2 separate regions of the Mus musculus genome follow, and region 1 is linked to region 2. A link is a loop called in an ENCODE intact Hi-C map of the cell type or tissue named here. Cell type or tissue: left cerebral cortex. All regions are shown on one strand. Region 1 holds the start of Pprc1 (peroxisome proliferative activated receptor, gamma, coactivator-related 1). Region 2 holds the start of Armh3 (armadillo-like helical domain containing 3).

Evidence for each region. A loop is a pair of places that touch in the nucleus more often than their neighbours do. Peaks named below come from ENCODE experiments on the same cell type or tissue, not always from the same donor. Only the 100,000 strongest peaks of a DNase experiment are listed, where the experiment ranks them.
Region 1: a loop joins it to region 2, with 7 times the contacts of the local background. A loop is called at or near these places in 8 of 42 quality-filtered maps.

What each region holds. Positions count from the first base shown.
Region 1 is chr19:46,054,325-46,058,324 of GRCm38, reverse strand. It overlaps Pprc1 (peroxisome proliferative activated receptor, gamma, coactivator-related 1), which reads right to left and starts at 1,786. Exons shown (of 14, transcript NM_001081214.1): 1 at 1,582-1,786. The coding sequence starts at 1,734. In left cerebral cortex, CTCF peaks have their summits at 898, 1,933 and 2,132 (motif pointing left); DNase peaks (open chromatin) are centred at 1,236, 1,538 and 1,838; H3K4me3 peaks cover 1,872 bases; H3K27ac peaks cover 1,522 bases.
Region 2 is chr19:45,995,946-45,999,945 of GRCm38, reverse strand. It overlaps Armh3 (armadillo-like helical domain containing 3), which reads left to right and starts at 1,458. Exons shown (of 26, transcript NM_198296.2): 1 at 1,458-1,530. It overlaps 4930505N22Rik (RIKEN cDNA 4930505N22 gene), which reads right to left and starts at 1,809. Exons shown (of 2, transcript NR_152221.1): 1 at 1,227-1,809. In left cerebral cortex, CTCF peaks have their summits at 1,768 and 3,846 (motif pointing right); a DNase peak (open chromatin) is centred at 1,354; H3K4me3 peaks cover 1,609 bases; H3K27ac peaks cover 1,343 bases.

The DNA.
Region 1 (4,000 bases), 58 kb before region 2:
GATGACTACATACTCCAAACTAACCTGCACTTTCCTTCAGCTTTACCCACCACTATTTATTATGTCTCTCCTGAGTTAAACTTAGGATACTGCAAGGATCACATCTGTGTGGTTTAGCAACATCAGTACTTAAATATGACACCCTGATAAATACTGAGTTGACAGACCATGTAACTTCTACTGTTGCTGGATCTTGGACCCCTACTGTCTCTCCCAGATGATGAACAGTGCTGACCACAGATGTTGTAAAAAGTTGGAGGAAAAAGGATGGTTGATCCCAGAGCATGCCCCAAAAGTCATTCCCCCCTAGGCTGTTTTGCTGGACCTAGTATTACTGGGAAGCCTGCAATCAAACCTCGTATGGGGTTGCTGTCAAAAAGACAACTAATTCCTGCTCACTTCACTGCAAACCTGATTTGAGCATTTTCGGAAGCCCAGCACAAAACATTTTTCCTGACCCATTAAATGTTCAACTACATATATTCAATAGTTCTCAAACCACCTCTCACTTTTTCCTATCTCCATGAAAAACTCCAAAAAGCCTCACACAGACACAATTCCCGAAGCTGTAGCTGAGAATTCACCCAAGCACGCCTTAACTATCTCCTCCCCAAAAAAGATGCTAGAAACAAAATGAGGGGAAAAATTAAACTAGTCACAGGTTAGTTGACACTCCCATGACCCTTGAACCACACATATGAAGGACTGCAGGCAACCAAACCGCCAATGTCTATGACACACAACTCACTCCAAGACGGTCAGACAGAAGCCTCCACGAACTCCTTTCTCCACAGCCCTTTAGTCTCAAATCCTCTAATCCTCGCCTCACACCCTGACATTTCTAGGAAGCCGACTTTGAGAACATCTGGAAAGTCCACCATCTACCGACAGAAGGCGTTGTAGACGCAGGCGAGAGAGAAAAAACTCCTAAGGCTCTGAGCAAAGTTGCCTCCAGCAGTCCCTACCTCCCTCCAGACCAGAGGTCCCAGCACAGGCTTTAGAGATGGCGGGAGCGGCTGAGACACACCCAGTTCCCGGCAGTGCAACTCCGGCGCGGATACTAGATGCCCGACAGCCTGGGACAGGAGCCACGTGGACATCCCTTCCCCGCCCCCACGTGGACCCGCGCCCCGAGCTCCCCCCGCCCCCGCCGGCGAGCCCTACCCACGTGGGCGCCCGCGCCGCCTAGGGGGAGGGGGAGGCAGACAAGTTCTCCCGGGAAATCGTCCCCCCCACACCCCACGTGCTCCGAAAAAGGAACTACGGCGCCAAGCTGGTGAAGCTCCTCCGGCATCCTTAGGAAGAAGTCTTAGCCTTCAACTCCAATCCCGAGTCCCTGACGCCCCATCTAGGGCCACCTTTCTGACGCCCGACACTGTCCCTCTGGCGTGCCCAGGAATCGCCGCAGGGTCCCTGGCTCTGCTGCCATACCCTCCGCAGACAACTTCGGTCTTTTCAGCCCTACCCAACTCCCGCAGCATCGGCACGCAAGTGCTTCCTCCCTTTCCTGTGGCGTCCACGTGTCACCGCCCGGCACACGCCGCTTTGCTGCCAGCCGCGGGCCGCCGGCCACCCTCTCACCTGCTCCGCGGCGCTCACGGAGCCCCCGGTCCCATACGGCGCTTGGCTTCGACTCGCCCAACTGCCGCCACGCACTCCACCGCCAGGGTCAGGACCCGGGCCCCCAGTCGGAGGCGGCGCGACTCGGTCTCTCCGTCCCCGGCGCGCCGCCATCTTGGCCCCTGAACACCCAGCGCTGCTCTGATCGCCGGCGCCGCCTCGCCCAGCCGATTGTGGGAAAGGAACTACATCTCCCGAAGGACACTGCAAGACTACGAATCCCAGAAGACCATGCAGCGAACCACTTTGCAACCTGGAAAAAGATAAAGGCCCTGACCTCCCTCGAGGATTTCTGGGAATTGTAGTCTATGAAGGAAGATTAGCGGGTAGTGCTGTATGCGTATTGTAGGGCTCACTTTTGACCAAGCTGCTGAGTACGCAGTAGTAAGGAAAATATCACTTTATTTTTTGTTAAATTGCCCAGATGTTAGACCTCTTTGTTTGATGTTCTTCCTCCTGTACTTTCCTTCCACCTTACTTCAAGTCGACCGCTGTTTTCAAGCAGCACCCCCAAGTGGATACTCCCAGTCTAGACACTAACCCTCAGCTAATCTCATACTGCAGCACTAGTGCAAATGTTTCTATAAAAATACCGCATCTTCCATTCTTTCGCTACAGTTACTCAGAAAACTAGGTTGGTTTCTCTCTATCAAACTTCTTTACTCCAGAATTCCTTGCCATCCTTCAAGTGTTCTTCACCGAACAGTGGCGGCGCACTCCTTTAATCCCAGCACTTGGGAGGCAGAGGCGGCAGATCTCTGAGTTCCAGGACAGCCTGGTCTGCAGAGAGAGTTCCAGGACAGCCAGAGCTACACAGAGAAACCCTGTCTTGAAAAACAAACCAAGCCAAACAACCAAACAAAAAGTGTTCTCCTTCCCTTTGTTTCTCTGCATGGAACTTCTAACCTCAAAATAGCCTTCAAGTCATATTTAATGTAGGAAAGCTTTTCTGATTATCCCAGCCAACCACGATCCTTTTCTGTATTTTTACACTTCATTCCTATTTCTAATGTTCATTCATTCGTCATATTTTCAGTTTTTTAAAGCAACACTTATTATTACGAAACCTTAGATTATTGGAGGGGGTTAGAGAGAATGCTCAGTAATTGCGATTACTTGTTCTCTCAGAGTATCTAGCATCCCTTGTCAGGTAGCTCACGAACACCAATAACTCCAGCTCCAGGTGATCTTTAGATCAGATTTTCTTTGGGGGTGGGGGGAGGGTTATTTACGTATGCATGGCATACACATATATTTGATACATTTGATTGCCAATGAGATAGCTCAGCAGCTAAAGGAACTTTGCCACCAAGCCTGAATTACATTCCCAAAGTCCATTAGAAGATGTGGTGCGGGGCTGGAGAGATGGCTCAGCAGTTAAGAACACTGACTGCTCTTCCAAAGGTCCTGAGTTCAAATCCCAGGAAACACATGGTGGCTCACAACCATCTATAATATCTGATGCCCTCTTCCGAGGTGTCTGAAGACAGCTACAGTGTACTTACATATAACAAATAAATAATAAATCTTATAAAAAAAAAAAAAGATGTGGTGCAAGGGTTGAAAACTGACTCTCTAAAGATGCCTTTGGGCATCCACACGTGTGCACCCACCCTTGCAAACCCATAAACACAAAGTCAATAAACCTATAGGTCAAAAAAAATTTTTTTAAGATTTATTTATTTTATGTATGTGAATATACTGCCACTGTCTTCAGACACACCAGAAGAGGGCATTGGATCCCATTACAGATGGTTGTGAGCCACTATGTGGTTGCTGGGAGTTGAACTCAAAACCTCTGGAAGAGCAGTCAGAGCTCTTAACTGCTGAGCCATATCTCCAGCCCTGGAAAAAAAAAAAAAAAGAACCCAAATTATTTGAAATAGTCCAAAACTGGGGGCTGGAGAGATGGCTCAGCAGTTGAGAACACTAGCTGCACCCAACCATCCCTAGCTCCAGTTTCAGGGCATCTGCCACCCTCTTCAGTCCTTCACAAGCACTTCATAAAGGTAAAACATTTATACCTACAAAAAAAATAGTAAGGTAGAACTACTAAAAGAGATTCAACATCTACTTCTGGCCTCCAAACAAATAAAAAGCACACACATATCAAAATACATAGCAAGCTAGGTCTGGTGGCACATGACTGGAACACTGCATGGGGGTGGAGGTGGCAAGAGGATTGTGAGTATATTCAAGACCATGAGCCCATCAGATAGCTTAACCCATAGAAGAACCCAAGGGCCTGAATTCTTTCTCTGCAACCTACAAGGTAAAAAGAAAGAAAAGAACTGACTTCTTCAAATTGACTGTTCTCTCTCTCTCTCTCTCTCTGTCTCTCTGTCTGTCTCTCTCTGTCTCTCTCTCTCACACTCACAGA
Region 2 (4,000 bases):
GCCTTGCCTTCGGCTCATCTTCTTCCCATTCCTAAGCCATCCTCTTTTTCTTGGCTTGAGCCGTTACTTCCAAGCCAATGGCTCTAAGGTATAATTTAGCTACAGTCTAATAGCTGGGCTGAGTACCAATAAACGGCATCTAGCAGTCTGCTAGATATTTCTGTCTGGACATCTATCAGGCATTTTGATCCTAATGTGCCCTTAATATCATCTTCCTGCCTAAAACAGTTTTTTCTCCAGGGGCCTTTTGTTGCTATAGGTCTCTTCCCATCTTTTTGTTTGTTTGCTTTTAAGACAAGGTTTCTCTGCATAATCCTGGCTGCCCTGGGACTTGCCCTGTAGATCAGGTTGGTCTAGAACTCCCAGAGATCTGCCTACTTCTGCCTTCAGGGTGCTGGGATTAAAGTCATGCAGCATTGCTGCCTGGCTACCCTTGCATCTCTTGACCAAGAGTTAGAGCCTTTGGAAACTGCACCTAATGACTAAATACAAATCATTTACCCCGATTATTCAAGGCATGGCTCCTTCCTCCCTCCCCTTTCTCCCTCTCTTCCATTTCCTTCTCTTTCTCTCCCCTTGTTTTTTTTTTTTTAATGTGTATGGATGCTCTGCCTTTATCTATGTGTACTTTGTGTGTGCCTGGTGCCCATAGAGGCCAGAGAAAGATGGGAGTTACAGGAATATGGGAGTAACAGACAGTTCTGAGTGCTGGGAATTGAACCTGGGACCTCTGTGAAAATAGCCAGTGTTCTTAATTGCTAAGCCATATCTCCAGTGTGTCTCTGTGACTGTATCTCTCTGTCTCTCTCCGGTGGATCTCTGAGTTTGAGGCCAGCTTGGTCTACAGAGCAAGTTTCAGGACAGCCAGGGCTACACAGACTTTTTCTCGGAAAACCTAAAAAAAAAAAAAAAAAAAAAGACAAGGTTTCTTGTTGCACAGGCTGCCCTTGAATTTGCTATAAAGATGGAGCTAATCTTGAACCTCTCATCCTCCTATCTCTGGTTCCCAAGGGTTGGGATTAACAGACGTGACACATCGTGCATGGCTATGTATATTCTTCTAGACTGCAGCTCCTCGCTCTCACCTGTGCTGGATAATTTTTTGTCAGCTTGATACAGGAATAATCATCCGAGAGAAGGGGACCCCAAATGAGAAAATACCTCCATAAGATTGGGTTGTAGGCTGGTCAGAATTTAAAATAACGAAAACAGCAACAACAACAAACCTCTACTAGAGCCGATTTAAAGCCAGTGACTTCAGGTGAAGGGCTAGTTCTCTCGCGGTGTCTGTTGGGAGTTGTAGTTTTTGCGATGCTTGCTGGGAATCGTGGTCTGAACCCGCTTCAGGAAGAGGGCGTGAAAGAACCTGAAGAGCGGAGGGTTTTAGGACCCGGCGGGGAGCGGCGGCCTGGGGGAAAAGTGTCGGGAGGTCGGGAACGCGCCCGTGATTCCGGAGCAGTGGCGGCGTCGCCGGAGTCGGGAGCGAGCAGGCCTGCGAGCTGCTAGGGTGCTAGAGAAGCCGGGGGCTCGGTAAGCGGCGCGGGCCCTGCCGGGTCCTCGAACCTGGCCGACCTCTGCGGGTCCGCCCTACTAGGCCTGGACGCAGAGGCGGCCCTGGGGGCGGGGCCTGAGTGTGCCGCGGCGACACGGGTGACAGAGCAAGGGGAGGGCTGCGGTTGCTGGGGCCGCTTGCTGTGGGAGGGTCGGGCCTGGGACCTCAGAGTCCGCCTCGCTGCCTTCGATCGCCCGCTACCGGCTGGGTCCGGCCTCTCGGAGGTCCCGCTGGGGCCTCGGGGACGCCGAGGCGCTGACCTTTGACCCCAGCGCGGGGCTGACCCCGAGCCGGTCGGCTCCTGGTGGAAAGCTGCGCCTCGGACGGGAGGTGGCCGGTCCCCGTGAAGTGTTCAGATGCCGGGTCCTGCGCTCTTCCGTTTTTAGCACCCACTTTTTGCAGAGTTAATAAACCCACTGCGCTTTCATGCGAGGAGTGTGTGCCAGCCAGGAAACCCACCCCTTCCCTCGTACGGTGAAGAATGATAGTCACTGGGGAAGTTGTCCCTGGCTAATGGGACAGTGGATATACTTCAGCCATGTCCTAATAAAATGTTGCGGGACTATCGGAACCTCCCCAACTTTTCTTTCTAGAAAAAGTTTTAAACTTAAGTGCATTTTCCTTGAAAATAGGGCAAGCATGGTGTTTAAACATGGCTAGTGTTAGAGCCATCATATGTGTAGCCTTAGGGCCCCTGGCCGGTTCAGAACTAGCTATGTAGACCAGGCTAACCTCGAACTTGTAGCGATCCTTCTGATTCTCCCTCCCAAATGCTGTGATTTCAGTGTACCTCACCAAGCTAGGCTTATCTCCTGCCCATGATTTAGGACAGAGTGACTTGAAATCTTCTTTGGTATGTTTTTGACTGAATGTTGTATGTATGGTCGTTTCCATGGAAACGCTTTCAAGATAGCAGATCTAAGAAAGGTTTTGATAACTTCTCTTCCAATAGTTAAGGAAGTCATTCTTTTCTTAATGAATTAGCAAGCCTTTAATGTGTTCTTATTATGACAGTCATTGTACCTTGTCATGTTTACATTTTTTTGCCTCCCAAGACAGGGTTTCTCTGTGTAGCCCTTGCTGTTAACTCTCTTTGTAGACCAAACTGGCCTCCAACTTAGACCTGCCTGAAATACACATTGAGTTCAAGGCCAGCCTGAACAGCTTAGCGCGGGCTCACACACACACACACACACACACACAATAAAAACAAAACCCAAAAAACTAAAACCAAAACCCACCAAAAATGAAAACAAACCCTGGATAACAACTTAGAACCCAGAATCTGGGATGCGGAGGTGGCTCAGAGGTTTAAGAGCACTTCCTGCTTTTTCAGAAGATCCAAATATGGCTTCCAGCTCCCACACTAGCTAGCTCCTGGCTCACAGGTACCTGTAACTGGCTTCTGTGGGTACTTGCACTCAAACACACATCCACACACAGACACACATATTAAAAAACAATAGCATGGGGTTGGAGAGATGGTTCAGTGGTTAAGAGCACTGACTGCTCTTCTAGAGGTGCTGAGTTCAATTCCCAGCGACCACATGGTGGCTCACAACCATCTGGAATGGGATCCGATTCCCTCTTCTGCTGTGTCTGAAGACACCTACAGCTACAGTATACTCATATAAATAAATCTTTAAAAAAACACAACAACATTAAAAAAATCAGGAAAAATAATAACAGAAACCAACCCAGAATTTGGGGTTTCACACAGCACAGTTTAGGGATCCATAAAACTAGGAAAATGTGACCAAATAACAAATGGATTCAGGGATGTGAGGGTAAATGTTGCTTCAGCACTCATTGAACACTGACTTGAGACGGACACTTAGCTTAAAGTCAGGGTTTTTTTTTTTTTCCCTGCAGTTCCCATTTTATTTTTTAATTTCACAGTATTCAAGTCCAACTTCAAGGCCGATATCAAGTAGCAAATTAATATTACAGCATAACTATTTTCTAAGATAACCAATAAAATTTCCCATACACATTCCTATGGACAGTAGTTTAAAAGTTTAGTTAGAGGAAGAAAAATAATATCCAAAAAAATCTTTGCTTTGTTTTACACAGCTCATAGAGGATGGTGATTCATCTAACTGTGATTACTGAATGGCGAATATTTCATCATACAAGTCTTGAACATTCATGTGACCGAGACAGGGTCTTGCAGTATAGCTTAGGCCAGCCTTGAACTTACAGTGATCCTCCTGCCTCAGCATCTCAACTACTTGGAACATGCATCAAAAGTGAAATATTTTTTTTAAGATTTATTTATTTTTATACCATTGTAGCTGTCTTCTGACACACACCAGAAGAGGGCACCAGATCTCATTACAGATGGTTGTGAGCCACCATGTGGTTGCTGGGAATTGAACTCAACACCTCTGGAAGAGCAGTTCATGCTCTTAACCACTGAGCCATCTCTCCAGGCCCTAGGGTCAGTTT